Linked DNA regions of Homo sapiens: region 2 is linked to region 1. A link is a loop called in an ENCODE intact Hi-C map of the cell type or tissue named here. Cell type or tissue: heart left ventricle. All regions are shown on one strand. Links, peaks and the distances in the headings refer to the core of each region. The heading gives the core; the rest is flanking DNA. Region 1 holds the start of LOC105371059 (a long non-coding RNA gene). Region 2 overlaps LINC00921 (long intergenic non-protein coding RNA 921).

Region 1 (2,810 bases), core at 69-2,568:
ACAGATTTATTGAAAACAAAAGTACACTCCACAAGGTGGCAGCCCGCAGAGCATAGGGGCTCAACAGGCATGTGCCAGAATTTTTCTGGGGTTTAAACACCCTCTACAGGTTTCCTATTGGTCACTTGGTGTACACCCTATGTAAATGAAGTAGTGGCCCGTAATCGGCCCTAGGTTCCCTTAGGTTGCTTTGTGCAACCAGAGGCTGAAGTGAAGTTACAAAGGTTACACGCTATGCAAGCATCTGATACTTTCAAATTTTTGTCTGCCACGCAGAAGAGGTGATGGAGTTTGTAAAGGGAGTAGCCTCCAGTCCTTTCAGTGGGTCCTTTCCTTACTTAGGTGGGGAAAGGGAAAGTTGGGGTTTTCCTTTTGATTTAGTTCTAGGAAGTCAGCGTGAATCAGTTAGGTTTCCTGCCTCCAGACCCTATTCCTCTGCCTCAGTAACAGTTATTTTCTCTAGGGAGGGAGTGTAATTTCAGAGGCAAAGTATGAATATATTTTGTTAATCATTTGTATTTATTTATTATTTATTTATTTTGAGACAATCTCGCTCAGCCGCCCAGGCTGGAGTGCAGTGGCAATTACCTCTCACTGCAGCATCGAACTCCTGGACTCAAGTGATCCTCCCGCCTCGGCCTCCCAAAATGCTGGGATTACTGGCGTGGAGACTTCAGTTTTAAGTGAGAACGTTTTGCAGTACTTACTTAATATTAAGAAATAAAAACAACTTAGAGTGGGGGGAAAAAAAGCCACTGGATTAGATACGAGTTCTAGTCAACGAAAGTCACTTAAACTCTGTTTTGGCTTCCTCGTCTGGAAGATGAAAATGGTAATATAACTGACTGAGTAGGGTTGCTGTAAGTATGAGTTAGTGTGTAAATGTTTACAATTACGCAGGGCACACAGCAAGCGCCACGTTTTCTATCAGGGCTACTCTCACCTAACGCGTAAAACAGGATGGCATGCCCAGCGGGATCCGGGCCCTGGGTTCTCAGGCATTGTGATTGGTCTCAGCATATGACGCAAGGCGGGCTTCATTAATGAAATTGCTGTCAATTAGCGAAGGGCGGAAACCAGGCGAAGAGGGCGGTCCTTTAGAACCACACTCGCGCGACTGGCTCCTCTCTTTACAGGCTTAGCTACTGCGCATGCCTCTGGCCCTCTTGAGGTCCCGGCGTGCCCCGCAACAGCTTCCGGCGTGCTCCGCAACAGCTTCCGGCGTGACGCAGTAGAAAAGGTGGCGTGGCTGGCGATTCGTGTTCGTGAGGGCCTTTTCTGGTGAGGCGGGGCTTAAGGGTTGTGGCTCTGCTCTCTGTCCTGAGACTTTCAGATTGCACTCTGGGTTCCTGGACGCAAAAACTCGGAGTGGCTGCGTGATGCAGAGTGAACTGGGTCCTCTGGGGACGCGTGGGGAACGTGGCAGTCCGGAGTGCCGGCTTTGTTGCCCTTCGGAGCTCCAGTCCGTTCAGGTTCCCCAGTGAGGCCTCCTTTGAAGGGCTGGGTGCCTTTTGCCCTTCACGCTAAGAAAACACTCGTTTCCTAAAGCTCGATTGCGCCCTTGTGCTGAGCGGTGGGGACACGAAGACAGCACAGAAACGCTGTTTACTTTCAGCGAGCCCCCAGACTGTTGGAGTGGATAAACCCACCAGAAACAAATTACAGCGTTAGGCGGGTTAAGATGGAGCACCCTGAGAGGTTACAGACAGGACCGGAGAGTTCAGAGGATTAGGATGCTTCAAGAAGATGGGGGTAGTGGCGTCATCAATCCTCATCCTGGGGTTTTTGTCTTTGATGGTGCACTCCTTGAGGACATGAAATTTTTCTTCCACATTTCCGATACCTAGGCTCAGGTGCCCTTCCATGGTTGGGAGGGATAGAGACCAGCTGTCTCTCGTGTTTATTATCTATGGAAAGGATGAATTAGGTCTTGGGGACTTCAGGAGGGAAAATTTTGGTGAGCAAAGGCACTAATATGTCCCTAGACCAGGGGTTCTCAACCAGCGCCCCCCTGCCAGAGCACAATTGACACTGTCTGGAGACAGTTTTGTTGTCACTACCGAGGGGTGCTACTGACGTCTAGTGGGTGGAGGCCAGGGATGCAGCTAAACATTCTACAAGGTCCACGGGGTTCCCACCCCACTCCCCATCCCCAAGAACTCAAAAAACGATCTGGCTCAAAATGTCAGTGTGCTGAGGTTCTGAAACCCTACCCTGGAATGACAGCGGAAATGGAGAGACAGCAGATGTTGGAGACATCTCAGCGGAAGACTAGTTTTGTCTCTTTTTTTCTTTTTTTGTTTTTTTGAGACCGTGTCTCGCTCTGTTGCCGAGGCTGGAGTGCAGTGGCGCAATCTCGGCTTCACTGCAAGCTCCGCCTCCCGGGTTCCCGTTATTCTCCCGCCTCAGCCTCCGGAGTAGCTGGGACTACAGGCGCCTGCCATCATACCCGACTAATTTTTTGTTTTTGTATTTTTAGTAGAGACAGGGCTTCACCATGTTAGCCAGGATGGTCTCGATCTCCTGACCTCGTGATTGGCCCGCCTCAGCCTCCCAAAGTGCTGAGATTACAGGCGTGGGCCACCTCGCCCGGCCTCATTTTGTGTTCTTTATAATGCTTAAGTATTTGATGCGCAGTTGGTTAATCAGGTCTGATGAGCCCAGTCTTCCTCTTATTTTTTTCACCCATTCATTTGCCAGATATCTGTTTAGCACTAAACACTATTCAAGATGCTAGAATTCAGCTTTGAGCTGAAAAACCTCACATTCTTGCGGGGGGTGACAGACGTTAAACTTACATGTCAAGTAGT
Region 2 (2,810 bases), core at 182-2,681, 98 kb before region 1:
CTGTCACCAGGGCACTGGCTGAATAGCTGAGTAAGTTTTGGTGAATCCATTCCTTGGACTACACTGCATCCACTGAAAACAGTGCGGTGAATTTCTGTGTGCTAATGTGCAAAGATGGTTTATGTATTATTCAGTGGAAAAAGCACATTTGCACTACAGTGCAGATAGCATGATCCCATGTTTGTAAATAAGAGAAAAAAATGTTAAAATTTAAGTATCTGGAGGGAAATGCAAGAAATAAATATGACTACCTTTCAAGAGTAGAATTGGGGGTAGAAGTTGGCCTTTTCCCTCTATGTCATCTATACGTTTTATTTTTTTATTTTATTATTATTTTTTTGAGACGGAGTCTCACGCTGCTGCCCAGGCTGGAGTGCAGTGGCATGATCTGGGCTTACTGCGACCTCCGCCTCCCGGGTTCAAGCAATTTTCTGTCTCAGCCTCCTGAGTAGCTGGGATTACAAGCGCACGCCACCACGCCCGGCTAATTTTTGTATTTTTAGTTAGAGATGGGGTTTCACCATGTTGGTCAGGCTGGTCTCGAACTTCTGACCTTGTGTTCTGCCCGCCTCAGCCTCCCAAAGTGCTCAGATTACAGGCGTGAACCAGTATGCCCGGCGTTCAATGAGCATTTTTAAAGTTTTATGACTCATGAAACATAGTCCACAAATATATGCTCATTGTGAAATAGTAACGGAAAATAAAATATGGCAAGCTAAATGTTAGAGGAGAAATTTCTTATTTTGCTCCATTACTTTTACAGCAGAAAAATTAAAAAATTTATTAGCTGAGACTTTGTTTCACTGGGGTGCAGAAGATTAAACAAATGATTTTTAAAAGCAGACTCTGCCCATAGAGAAAAAATATTCGAGGTTTCCAAAGTAGAATAAGTTTAAATTAGCAAGTCAAATAAGGAACCTTGAGCCAGTACCGAAGGAAACACGTCCCAGACCTATCTCCAAACACACACACACACACACACACACACACACACTGCAGGCATAACATTTATGCAGACAGACTGTTCTTTAGGGCATAATTGTCTCATGTCTCAATTCCTCTGAAGCTCCAGAGCAGAAACTGAAATTTTAAAAATGCAGTTGAGATAAACTGAAATGACTGACAGGCCATTTGCCAAGAAAAGCTTTGGTTCTTTGGAACAAAGACAGTGCCCATATCCCAGCCAACATCAGGTGGTATTTCTCTTTCTGTCCTGTAGAGGGCATCTTCATGTGTGGGCACCAGGGCTGCGGCTGGAACCACAGTGGACACCCCACGCTCCAAGGACAATCCTCTGCAGAAACCAGCAGCTGGAAACAATTCTTAATGCTGCAGGAAGTAGTTAGGAGAAAACGACTGTGTAAGTCAGAGCTAAAACTGGAGTTCAAAAACCACAGAAAATATTTCCAAGGCTGTCTGTGAAGTGGGGATGTCAAAATACCAAAAATTACAGCTTTGGAACTGCAGTGGATGACCTTTAATTGATGCAGTTTATAGGTGCTAAGTATTGTGTGTGCTTTACGTTGCCTCATGTGAGTGCTTCATAGCAGGGTGTGACGCTGGCCAAGTGATATACCTACCCTCTTTGTCCCTGTTTCTATCAACTGTAAAATGGGGGTTCTAGAGTTGTTGTGAAGATTAAATGAGCTAATACACACAAAGCACCAAGAACAATGCTGGATACAAGGTAATAGGTGTTTCTTCCTAGACTTCACTATCCTCATGTGAGGTGGGTATGTTTATTTATTTATTTGGGGACAGGGTCTCGCTCTATCACCCAGACTGGAGTGCAGTGTTGCAATCATGGCTTAGCTCCCTACAGCTTTTTAAATTTAATTATTTATTATTATTATTTTTTTGAGATGGAGTCTCACTCTGTCACCCAGGCTGGAGTGCAGTGGCACGATCTCTGCTTACTGCAAGCTGGGCCTCCCGGATTCACACCATTCTCCTGCCTCAGCCTCCTGAGTAGCTGGGACTACAGGCGCCTGCCACCACGCCCAGCATATTTTTGTATTTTTAGTAGAGGCGGGGTTTCACCGTGTTAGTCAGGATGGTCTCGATCTCCTGACCTTGTGATCTGCCCACCTCGGCCTCCCAAAGTGCTGGGATTACAGGCGTGAGCCACCGTGCCTGGCCTCAGCTCCCTACAGCTTTGACCTCCCCAGCTCAAGTAATGTCCCACTTCAGCCTCCCGAGTAGCTGACACTACAGGAATGCACCATCATGTATACCTGTGGTCCTAGCTACTTGGGAAGCTGAGGTGGGAAGATTGCCCCTGAAATAAGACTCTAGATACAGGTCCCTTTCTCTGAAATTTTTGAAACAAAACGCCTAATTCAAAAAAAGTTATTTTTGGTAGAGACGGGGTCTCACTATGTTTCCCAGGCTGATCTCAAACTTGGGTTCAAGCCATCCTCCCTCATTGGCCTCCCAAAGTGTTGGGATTATAGGCAGGAGCCACTGTGCCTGTCCAAGGTGGGTGTTGATATATTCAATTTAACACAGAAAACAGGAAGTTTGTACACACTGACTTGCCCAAGGCTACACAACTACAAAGAGTCAGGTAGCCAACATTCAGTCTCAAGGTCTGTGTCTGCAGAGCTCAAGGCCTTTCCTTTGGCTTTGCTGTCTCTTGGCATCTGGTAGCTTAGCAGTCATCAAGCCAACCCCGTCATGTTACAGAGGAGGACACAGGCTTCCAGGGGAACTGACTGACTTGAGTTCTACACATCAGTGCAGAGCTGGGACTAGAATTCTGTCCACCTAACTGTATTTGGAAGAAAGTTAAGTGCTATTGACTACACCTA

What was found. Peaks named below come from ENCODE experiments on the same cell type or tissue, not always from the same donor. Only the 100,000 strongest peaks of a DNase experiment are listed, where the experiment ranks them.
Region 2: a loop joins it to region 1, with 1.8 times the contacts of the local background. A loop is called at or near these places in 2 of 110 quality-filtered maps.

The regions. Positions count from the first base shown.
Region 1 is chr16:3,363,902-3,366,711 of GRCh38, forward strand. LOC105371059 (a long non-coding RNA gene) reads left to right here and starts at 1,214. Exons shown (of 4, transcript XR_007064949.1): 1 at 1,214-1,281. RefSeq lists enhancers at 387-1,586, 1,281-1,350. In heart left ventricle, for the core only: no CTCF peak of the experiment used is centred there; a DNase peak (open chromatin) is centred at 1,170; H3K4me3 peaks cover 1,792 bases; H3K27ac peaks cover 1,262 bases.
Region 2 is chr16:3,265,907-3,268,716 of GRCh38, forward strand. It overlaps LINC00921 (long intergenic non-protein coding RNA 921), which reads left to right. Exons shown (of 2, transcript NR_033904.1): 2 at 1,220-1,661. Among named protein-coding and RNA genes, the nearest start is that of LINC00921, 3.5 kb to the left of the region's middle. In heart left ventricle, for the core only: a CTCF peak has its summit at 1,199 (motif pointing right); no DNase peak of the experiment used is centred there.